2 separate regions of the Homo sapiens genome follow, and region 1 is linked to region 2. A link is a contact called in ENCODE Hi-C or POLR2A ChIA-PET data. All regions are on one chromosome and are shown on one strand. Each heading gives the region's core, a stretch centred on a gene start or an enhancer-like site at or near the end of the contact. The rest is flanking DNA. Distances are from core to core; before and after follow the strand shown. Region 1 holds the start of ZSCAN25 (zinc finger and SCAN domain containing 25). Region 2 has its middle 19 kb from the start of TMEM225B.

Region 1 (5,620 bases), core at 185-2,684, 37 kb before region 2:
CTCCTACTTCTCAGAAGAAAAAAAAGAGACTAGATGATAACTGCCTCCCAAAATACATGGTACAGATTGAAAAAAAAATGTGAAGTCAAAAAGAGAGAAAACTAATCTAAGTCCAAGTACTCAAGGAAAAGAAGAGGCTTGAAGTAGACTGGAGAATGAGTCCTATTTACCTCCAAGTGGATTATGCGGAAGACCTAGACTGGGAAGACAGACTTGGAAGTCCAAAGCACCAGGGGAAGGAGATCCTGCTTGTCAGAAAACGGAAAGATCACCTGACTGGAGCAGAGAATGGGCAGCTGGCAGGAGGCACACCCCAAAGCTTCTGCTAAATATTCTATTGTGAGTTTGTGTATTTATCTACCCCCACTTAAACCAAGTTTATATTTTCAGTCTATTCATTGACTCTGCAACATTGAGATTTCTCTTTCATTCCTTTCTAGCTATTGCATTGGTTCACTCCACTAGTGCATTTAATGCACTACAGTGCAAATGTTTACCCATGTGTCTCCCTCTAACAGATTCCCTGGAGGCAAGAAAGATCCTCATTCATCTTTTATCTCTGCCATTTGACAAATAGAAATTGCCCCATTGCTATTCTTTATCTCCCCCCACCCATTGTGACTCTTTTGTTTTGTTTCTGAGACAGGATCTCAGGGTTTTATCACCCCAGCTGGAGACCAGTGGTGCGATCACTGCAGCCTTTGCCTCCTAGGATCAAGCGATCCTCCCACCTCAGCCTCCCGAGTAGCTGGGACTACTGGCGAGTGCCACCATGACCAGCTAATTATTTATTTTTGTAGAGACAGGGTCTCCCCATGTTGCCCAGGCTGGAGTGCAGCGGCATGAATGTAAGTCAGTGCAACCTTGAACTCCTGGGCTCAGGCGATCCTCCTGCCTCAGCCTCCCGAGTAGCTGGGACCTCAGGCGCGTGCCACCACGCCCGGCTACTTTTCAATTTTTGTAGAGACAGGGTCTCGCTATGTTGACCAGGCTGGCTCATCACTATTCTTTAAATAAGTGTCCTATGTGATTACTTTCACTTTGCACAGAGTTCTGCTTTGGTTCAAGATCTCTTCGGGTTCGTGGCCAGCCCTGCACTAAGCCAAGCCTGGCAGAGCGGGATCAGCCTCGCTCCTACCTGAGCCTACAGCGCGGCGGCCCCTCAGCGTCCAGACCCGCAGGGCCTCGGGGCCGCTGAAGGCAGCTCCTGAGAGACTTGCCGCCCTCAGCCGGGGCTGAGCGGAGGGAGACGGGCTCTACTGCAACCCCGCTGCCGCCGAGCCCCGTAGCGGCACCAAAACCCGTCCCCGCGCCCGTTTACCACTTCGCCCGCCACCCGCTGCGGCCCTGAAGAGGCTCTCACCCGCCGCGGCCCTGAAGGGCCTCTCACCCGCTAGGGTCGCCAGTGCTATCCGCGGTCCGGAAGTGAGCTGCGGACGCTGTTAGACAGGTGCGTAAGGAAAGACTCGCTTCCGTGTCCTCTCTAGGATGCTCGGAGGTCTCGGCGGATGCGTCTCGATGGTTGCTGATCCCAGCCTGCTGTTCCGAACCCGGCGAGGCGAAGACCACCAGGGCTTCCCCAGGATTGACTGCCCAGCTCGAGGCGCTCTGTGGCTAGGCCCCTTCCACTTCCGTGCCATTTCACCTGCTTGCCCTCCGTGGAAAGGACTCGGTGCATCGCCAGATACACTACTGGACACAGCACCTGCCCCAAGGGGCTTTAGAGTCCAGTCGGTCAATGCGCGACTATTCCGGCTGCGAGGGCCTTGCGCGAGGCGTAGGGGCAGAGGAGATAGGGGGCGCACTGGATCTAACCGGCTCACTTAAGAGGCTCCTGACCCCGGGTAGTGTGCGTGCGTGTGTGTATGTGTAGTCAGGGAAGGCTTCCTGGAGGAGCCAGCATCGGAGCTGTTTTTTGTGGGGGGTTTTTGTTTGTTTGTTTGTTTGTGTTTTTTGAGAAAGAGAGAGAGAAGTCTTGTTCTGTCTCCCAGGATGGAGTGCAGTGGTGAGATCATAGCTCACTGCAACCTCGAAGCCCTGAGTTCAAGCAATCCTCCCACCTCAGTCTCCTGGGTAGCTGGGACTTTTTTTCAATTTTTTGCAGAGAGGGGGATCTCTCTATGTTGCCCAATCTGGTCTCCAACTTCTGGACTCAAGCGATCTTCCCCCCTTGGCCTCCCAAAGTGCTAGGACTGCAGGCGCAAGCCACCGCGTCCAGCCTGAAGGCAGTCTGTCTCAACTGGGTGGCCCAGTGTTACTCCAGAATCCACTCAGGAAACAGGAAACCCTCTTGTCTTACTCTTCTCCAGCACTTTGCAAAGTGTCTGGTACAATATTTGCTAAAAATATACACTTATAGAGTAAATGAACTCCTAGAATATAACATAGGTGTTAGACCATCTCACTTTATCCTCCATGTCTCTGTCCCACTTTCATATTTTTCTTGTCTGCCCATATTTGACTTGGGTTTATGTCTTCACCTTTTTATTAATAATCCACTTTTCAGCTGTTTCTAATGTGCTACAAAATCCACAGTTGTTGTTTTTTTGTTTTGTTTTGTTTTGTTTTTTAAGAGACGAGGTCTTGCTGTGTCACCTAGGCTGGAGTACAGCGGTGCTATCATAGCTCACTACAGCTTCCAACTCCTGGGTTCAAGCAATCCACCTCAGCTTCCCAAATAGCTGGGACTACAGGCATGAGCCACCACACCCAGCTAATCTTTAAAAAATGTTTTGTAAGGACAGGGTCTCACTATGTTGCCCAGGCTAGTCTTAAACTCCTGGGCTCGAGCAATCCTCCCCACTTGGCCACCCATATTTTTGTTTTAATTAATATATTTTTTCCATTTCTAGAATTTCTATTTGATTTTTTCCAAATATTCTAGATCGATCTTTTAAAAGAATTTACCGATATGTTTAAGCTTTTCTTTGTACATAGTAAATATAGTTGAGCCTGATAATTCTGAGATCTGAAGTCCCCTCAGATATCTTTCTGTGATCTGCTATTTCCACTGTTTTTGATGGTGCCACTTCCACCAGCAGTACCTAACAGCATCCATTTCCCATATCTCATCATCTCTGCCATTATCCAGCTTTAATTTTTGCCAATTGACAGGTGAAGTAAATGTTACCTCATTTTTTAATTTGCATGTTCTTCATTATAAGTGAGGTCAGTCATTATTCCTACTTTCATTAACTTCTTGCCTTCCCTTTTCTGTGAACGGACTTTTCTTTGTGTTTCTATTAAGCTGTTTATCTCTTTCTTATTGATTTATGAGTTCTGGGGACATTATATAATGTCCCTAGAGCATTAAATAATGTCCCCAGGACATTAATTGGGGGCATTCCTCAAACATACCTTCCTCGAACATACCACAGTACCTTGTTTCCTTGTGTGACAGGCTGCTCATTTTCCTTGGAAACATTTTTGTGAAATTTCTTTGAGTTCCAGGATAAAGTGAATTTATCTAGAGAGGGTTGATATTGTTTTTCTTCCATGTAAATTTTTTTCTTGTCAGCATCACCAGTCCAAGGTCATTGTAAACCAAATTTATAATTTGAGGATTTTTGAACCATGCTATAATAGTAATATGAATTTGGGCTGCAAATATTGAGGGGTGATTTGTGGTTGCAACTTCTCAACCACAAATCTTTGTGGTTTTGTGGTTGTCCAGCGTGGCACTAAGACAAATTGCCTTGCTGGCTCCTGGTGGTAGGGGTACGGGAGAGGAGACTTATCTCTCACCCTTACATTGATAACCCAGCCCTTGTCTATGGCCATACCACCCTGAATGTACCGGATCTCTTCTGATAATCCACACTTTTGCAGTCCTTGGTTTATGGGGGGAAAGCTCTCTTATCAGATGCTCTTCCTTGAGTAAACTTTAGGCATAGTTTTAAAAAATCAAATCTCTGCAAGATGATTTCTCTAGGTATTATTCTTTACTTTGATGTTATCTTATAATTCATTACTATTTTGTTACCTGATATCTTTAGATTTTATTATTTATTTTATCATTTCTGTTGTTTTTGGCAGACGAATCAGCCCAACTATTTAGTCTGCCATGTTATCAGATGTAGGATGTCTCCAGGCTTCTTTATTTATATGTTTTTATTTCTTCCAAATAGGACACTTAAAATTACATTTTTACTGCCTGTATAATATTCTGTCCTCTGAATACACTATACTTTTAAAAATTATTTCAACATGGGGGAAATAATCTAGAATATACTCTTTTATTTTTGCTATTATAAATAACCTGGAACAAGCATTCCTTTGTATAAATACTTAACCTCACCCCTGGTTATTTCCTTAGAATAAATTCCTAAAATTCAACTTCTGGGCCACCAGGTATGAATATTTTTAAACCTATTAATGCATATGCTATTATAAAATGCTTTCCAGAAAGTTCATGCCAATTTACATTCCCATCAAATGTATATGAGAGTGCTCAACTCACCAAAATTGGCTAAGACTGGTTTCTAATCTTTGTGGATTTGATTTTCATTTAATTTTTTTTATTTGACCACTTTTATAGGGCTTTAGTAAAAATTCTTCCCAAGTTCTGGCAATAAATCCATCATCAATCCTAGCTTTCACTGGTGGCATGAATTTCCATTCTTTGTGTGTTTGTTTGAGACAGAGTCTTGCTCTGTCACCAGGCTAGAGTGCAGTGGCGCTATCTCTGCTCACTGCCACCTCTGCCTCCTGGGTTCAAGCGATTCTCCTGCCTCAGCCTCCCAAGTAGCTGGGACTACAGGTGTGCGCCACCATGCCCAGCTAATTTTTGTATTTTTAGTAGAGATGGCATTTCACCATGTTGGCCAGGATGGTCTCGATCTCTTGACCTCGTGATCTGCCCACCTCAGCCTCCCAAAGTGCTGGGATTACAGGCGTGAGCCACCACGCCTGGCCGAATTTCCATTCTTTTCTGGTTATTTATAGGAATTTGGGTGAGAAGATGGGGGAGGTGAGTCATGGACTACTGGCCTATTCTAATTCTAAGCTGAAATAACTAAGTCAGGCTGATTCTTAAATCTTTCCCTCTACAGGCCCCAATGCCCTTTCCATGTCTTCCACCCCTCCCCAACACACATCCCACCATGTTTGTTCTCTATTGCATTCATAGCCATTCCCTCTTAGGGTGGGTCCTTCTCAGGCATCTGAGGGTTGATATTTGCTAATGATTTGAAATTTGCTACCCCTGGAACCCCTATATGTTCTCTAATCTGCCCTACTGTGCCCACCAAGCCAGTCTCCCATCTGTGGCTTCCCAAACTGGTTATGCTGGATTAGGGTGGTTTGGGCCACAGATACATAAGTTGGAGTTTGTAGATGTTCTCTATTCCTAGTTTCACTGACAATTACAGTTCCTATGGTTTCTTTTTTAAGATGGAAAAGTGAGACAATTTGGAACTAGGCTGTAATCGTATCCCTATAAGAAACTCCCAAGATACCTTTTGGAGAGAAATGTAATAAGAAATTCCAGGCTGGGCGCGGTGGCTCACGCCTGTAATCTCAGCACTTTGGGAGGCCAAGGTGGGCGGATCACGAGGTCAAGAGATCAAGATCATCCTGGCCAACATAGTGAAACCCTGTCTCTACTAAAAATACAAAAATT
Region 2 (5,215 bases), core at 597-3,096:
CGCAATATCGCAGAGGGAGTACACTCCCCTATCATATCGGTGTACTTTTTTTTTGTGGGGCAGAGGGGCGGGAAATGGAGTCTAACTGTGTCGCCCAGGCTGGAATGCTGTGGCACAATTTCAGCTCACTGCAACCTCCACCTCCCAGGTTCAAGCAACTGTCCCACCTCAGCCTCTCCGAGTAGCTGGGACCACATGCACACACCATCAGACCCGGCTAATTTGTTTTTCATTTTTAGTAGAGACAGGGTTTCACCATATTGGCCAGGCTGGTCTCAAACTCCTGACCTCAAGTGATCTGCATGCCTCAACCTCCCAAAGTGCTGGGATCACAGCCGTGAGCCACCGTGACTGGCCCCAACTTCATTTTCTTTAAATGGCCATACACCTGATAATGGTGGGACAGCAGACTGAAATCAAAATGTTATAAATCTTTTAACTTCCATTTCTCTTAACAGGTGGCTGACCTGTCCATTGTATCCACTCTCAGAGTTTATGCCTTGGGTAGAAAAATGCCACTTTCCTAACGATGAAGGAGAGTGTGAGTAGGACAAGAGTCCACTCTTCTTGTACTTGGCTCATGGGACATACTTGGCTGGGTTCGTGCATTTATTCATTCACACATTTACCTAGCTTCTCCAAATGCCAAGCAAGTTAACAGGTGCTGGTATAACAGATCCTCACAATAGAGCTAGACAGCACTGCTGCAGATTTGTTCCACACAGCGAGAGAGGAAACAGGCTTTACTGACATGGGCTACAGCTTGAGGTTACAAAGAAGAAAAAAACAAAATGTCATGGCCAGACACAGTGGCTCACACCTGTAATCCTAGCATCTTGGTAGGCCAAGGGGAGAGGATAGCTTAATATCAGGAGTTCAAGACCAGCCCAGGCAACATAGTGAGACCCTGTCTCTAAAAATAAATAAATAAATAAATAAATAAATAAATAAATAAATAAATAAATAAAGCCGGGCGTGGTTGTGTGGGCCTGTAGTCCCAGCTACTTGGGAGGCTGAGGTGAGAGGATCACCTGAGCCCATGAGGTCGAGGCTGCAGTGAGTTATGATCATGCCATTGCACTCCAGCCTGAGCAACAGAGTGAGACCCTGTCTCAAAAAAAAAAGGTGGGGGGTGGAGAAAGGGAAGGAAGAGAGGGAAGGAGGGAGGGAGGGAGGACAGAAGGAAAGAAGGAAGGAAGGAAGGAAGGGAAAAAAAAAGTCACTAGTCTTGCACCACAACGCTTCTAAGTGTAAGGCTAATCTTGTCCATCTGATCTGAGAGCATGGTCAGAGGGACAAATAAACTCTAAATTTTGTCTAAGCCACAAAGATCAGCCGGCTAGATTAGCTCCTCCCCCTTGCTCTTCCGAGGCCCCTGCCCTGGGGCGGACAAATGGAGTCTGGGGACCTCTCCGTGGGCTGGATCCAATCTCCGATGCTGCTGCAGCGCCAAAATCTCGACACATTCACAACACGATGCTAGAGACGGGCAGTCACTTCAGGAAAGGGAGAGAGAGGGCAGGTACAAGGGCAATGGTAGGCGGAGCTTTCCCAAGAAGGGTGCCCAACCGAGAAGGCGTTAGAAGCTGCGTTCTTTCTCCAGGAGGGGATGGACGAAAGCAAAGACCCCTGACCGTGACTGCAGGAACTCTGCCAGGCCCTTAGAAACCGGCGGCGGGCCCCGCCCCTGCGATCAGAAGCCCCGCAAGCTGGGCCCCGCCGCCAACTGCGTTTCCAGCCGCTACGGGGCCGACCCCTCCTCCGTTCTCCGCACTGGGGCGCACAGCTAGCCCACCCACCCTAGGGGGCGCATGGAAACCGCGTGGTCCGCTGCGCGCACTTCGGAGTCTCTGGGCGGCTCGGAGGCCTCATTTCGATCGCGGTCCCTCCAGGAGCCGCCCCGGTCCAGAGAAGGATAGGATGTGGACTCCCCAAGGGAGGACTGCAGGAAGATGGAACGGGATTTCTTCACCTGCCCTTCATCGCCTAAGTGGGCCTAGACTCTAACTGGCTGTCCCTTCCGTGTCATCGCCACGGTCCCCATGTGAACCCCGTTTGTCCTCCCCTCTTCCTGCCCTATGTCGCCTCCCCCCACTCCACCTCCTTTCGTGACCACTGGCCGGGTTGACCCTGCGGGGCCCGCGCTCTTCACCCACAGGCCAGCCTGTCCTCCTCTCCCTGTGTGCACCCCAACATCTCCCAGCTTGGCCTGGAGCGTGTATTAGGTTGGTGCAAAAGTAATTGCTGTTTTGCAATTTTTTAAATGGCAAAACCGCAATTACTTTTGCACCACCTATAAATAGGCAGGGGGAACGGGCAAGAAAAGCCTTAGAGAAGGGGCCAAGAGCCAACCACCTAGCCGGCCAGGAGTATGGGTTTGCCAGAGGCATGAGATGTATTGAAGCAGAAAAGGAAGAAAAAAGATTAAGGAGACAAATTGTTCGTGATAAGGGGTTTCCTGATAAACTCAGAAACAGCAACTACCAGTTATGGAGCACTTAAACTGACACTATCTCATTAATCCTCACAACGGTCCTGTGCAGGTGGTGGTTTTGTTTTTTACCATCCTAAATGCCAGAGCTGCACTTGGTATGTAACAAAGGCAGCATTTGAACCCTGGCCTGCTCATACCAGAGCGAGGGCATCTAACTGCACCCACAAAGGACAATGGAGGAAGACTGTGTCATTGTAATATGAGCAAATGGGGAAAAGACAAAACAAATGCTTTCATTATGCCCAGGTTGTAAATGTATAAACATAAATGAAACACACATACAAGAGGCTAACCGTTTTTGTTTTTTGTTGTTGTTGTTTTTTTAAAGGCAAGAGTCTCACTCTGTCGCCCAGGCTGGAGTGCAGTGGCGCAATCTCGACTCACTGCAACCTCTGCTTCCCAGGTTCTAAGCGATTCTCCTCCTTCAGCCTCCAGAGTAGCTGGGATTACAGCACCACCACGCCTGGCTAATTTTGTATTTTTAGTAGAGACGGGGTTTCACCATGTTGGCCAGGCTGGTCTTGAACTCCTGACCTTGTGATCCACCCGCTTCAGCCTCCCAAAGTGCTGGGATTACAGGCGTGGGCCACCACACCCAGCCATAGCTAACAGTTTTCTAAAAACAGAGAGTAAATAGGAAGTGTCCACAAAATAAAGCTTTAAATGTATGTAGTTTCTTTATTTGTAAAGGGTGCCATTTGTTTGAAATCGTTCTTACACTCTTGGATTAAAACACCGGTTCCTTCACACACTTGTATTTTGAAGGGAATATAAAATGTGATTCCCTCACACCTGTAATCCCAGCACTTTGGGAGGCTGACGCGGGTGGATTACCTGAGGTCAGAAGTTTGAGACAAGCCTGGCCAACATGGTGAAACTCCGTCCCTACAAAAAATACAAAAATTAGCCAGGTGTGATGGCAGGTGCCTGTAGTCCCAGCTACTCAGGAGGCTGAGGCAGGAAATACTTAAACCTGGGAGGCAGAGGTTGCACTGAGCCAAGATCACATCACTGCACTCCACCCTGGGCGAGAGAGCAAGATTCTGTTTGAAAAAAAAGAAGAAAAAAGTGGTTTCATATGATACAAATGTTAGAAAAAGGACAGATGTCAGTTTGCTGACTCCAGCAGAGTTACCTTTCGGGTGCTAGTTCCCACCACAGCCCAGGATGCCAATGTTTTCTCTAGTTACATGTTAAGATCTCCAAATCCAGGGCATCCCTCCTGAAACAATGCCAGTCCTACACTGCTAAATGTTTACTGAATGAATGGATGAATGAAGGCAACATTTTTAGATGTGGGAATCCTATAGTGCTTGGTTCTCTAATCCCTAGGGGCCTCCTTTGAACTTGGTTCTTCAACCTCCTCAGTTGCCCACATACTACATCCTACAGTGAGGCATTTCTCCATACCTCACTTATTACCTGGAAAGTGCCATACTCTCACATGCAGGCCTTGACATGCTAGCTCTTTTGCTAAAACTCTCCGTGCCCCTCTCCCCGTGTTCCCCACCTGTCATCTACTTCTATCCACCCTTTTGCTCAGGCCAAAAACCTAGGAATTTTCCCATTACCACTTTGCTCCACTGCTATAACCAGAGGTGATAGTGACTCTTAGCAAGGATACATGCCCACCAGCAAGTTCTGGTTATCAGAAAAATATTAAGAGTAAATTTGGTCACGGTGTAATGGAAATGCAAATCTAGTGATGGCAGCAGCGGTATCTTGACAGGACATATGAAATTTGAGAGCTTTGACCTGTGACCTGCCATTGTCAAAACTGTCCAACCCTGTTTCAGAGCAGGGGTTTGACTAGCTCCCTAAAAAAATCTCAGGATATTCTCTCCTAGTATCCCAGAGAGCTCTCGGAGCACTTGAGATCAGTTGCAAACTAATGACAGTGAGTCATCAGCGATGTACTAGGGAATGAAGAGCTATCAAACTTCTCTGGGTTTTGAGATCTGTGTAATACCAACATCACTTTGGGGTATATTGTTGTTTTTTGTTTTTTTGTGTTTTCTTGAGACAGAGTCTCACTCCGGAGTGCAGTGGCACAATCTCGGCTCATTGCAACCTCTGCCTCCCAGGCTCAAGCTATTGTTGCGCCTCAGCCTCCCAGGTAGCTGGAATTATAGGCACGCAACACCATGCCTGGCTAATTTTTCTATTTTAAGTAGAGACTGGGTTTCGCCACATTGGCCAGGCTGGTCTCCAACTCCTGACCTCAAGTGATCTGCCCGCCTCAGCCTCCCAAAGTGTTGAGATTACAGGCGTGAGCCACTGCACCTGGCCTGGGGTATGTTTACTAAAATATTCCTTTGTAAAATGAAGCTAGCTGCTTTGCAGAATTGAGAATAAAGTTTAGATATGTACAAACATACGTGTGTGTAGGTAGGTGGAAAGACAGAAGATAAAAGTGCCCTCTACTATCGTATTTCTCTTCTCTCCCCTTTCAAGACCAAAATGACTCAGAACACAAACTCATGTATCAGGCCAATTAAATATCTGCTTAAAGGATTGCCCTAAAGGACTATTTTGAGTCCGCCTTTTTTAAAGTGTTTTACTTATTTAAAAAATATGGCTGGGCACAGCGGCTCACGCCTGTAATCCCAGCACTTTGGGAGGCTGAGGCAGGCAGATTACCTGAGGTCAGGAGTTTGAGACCAGCCTGGCCAACACAGTGAAACCCGGTCTCTACTAAAAATACAAAAATCAGCCAGGCAA

The links. A loop is a pair of places that touch in the nucleus more often than their neighbours do. ChIA-PET counts read pairs that join two places held with the same protein, here RNA polymerase II (POLR2A). Pooled maps may share reads with other maps.
Region 1: a loop to region 2 is called in a map of CD4-positive, alpha-beta memory T cell, with 4 times the contacts of the local background. The contact joins the promoter of ZSCAN25 here to the enhancer-like site in region 2. A Hi-C loop is called at or near these places in 4 of 168 maps with a recorded cell type or tissue (CD4-positive, alpha-beta memory T cell, CD8-positive, alpha-beta T cell, GM12878 and 1 more), 1 of 37 single-sample maps with no recorded cell type and 11 of 50 pooled maps. POLR2A ChIA-PET finds 5 or more read pairs at or near these places in 14 of 52 experiments (A673, CD4-positive, alpha-beta T cell, CD4-positive, alpha-beta memory T cell and 10 more).

Annotation. Positions count from the first base shown.
Region 1 is chr7:99,612,760-99,618,379 of GRCh38, reverse strand. It overlaps ZSCAN25 (zinc finger and SCAN domain containing 25), which reads right to left and starts at 1,434. Exons shown (of 8, transcript NM_145115.3): 1 at 1,364-1,434. RefSeq lists enhancers at 1,399-1,718, 1,309-2,288.
Region 2 is chr7:99,576,880-99,582,094 of GRCh38, reverse strand. No RefSeq gene overlaps it. Among named protein-coding and RNA genes, the nearest start is that of TMEM225B, 19 kb to the left of the region's middle. Within about 2 kb of position 1,846, at least 9 of the 41 ENCODE cell types and tissues checked have a DNase peak (open chromatin) inside an H3K27ac peak, as active enhancers do; they include CD8-positive, alpha-beta T cell, where a contact is called at or near this core.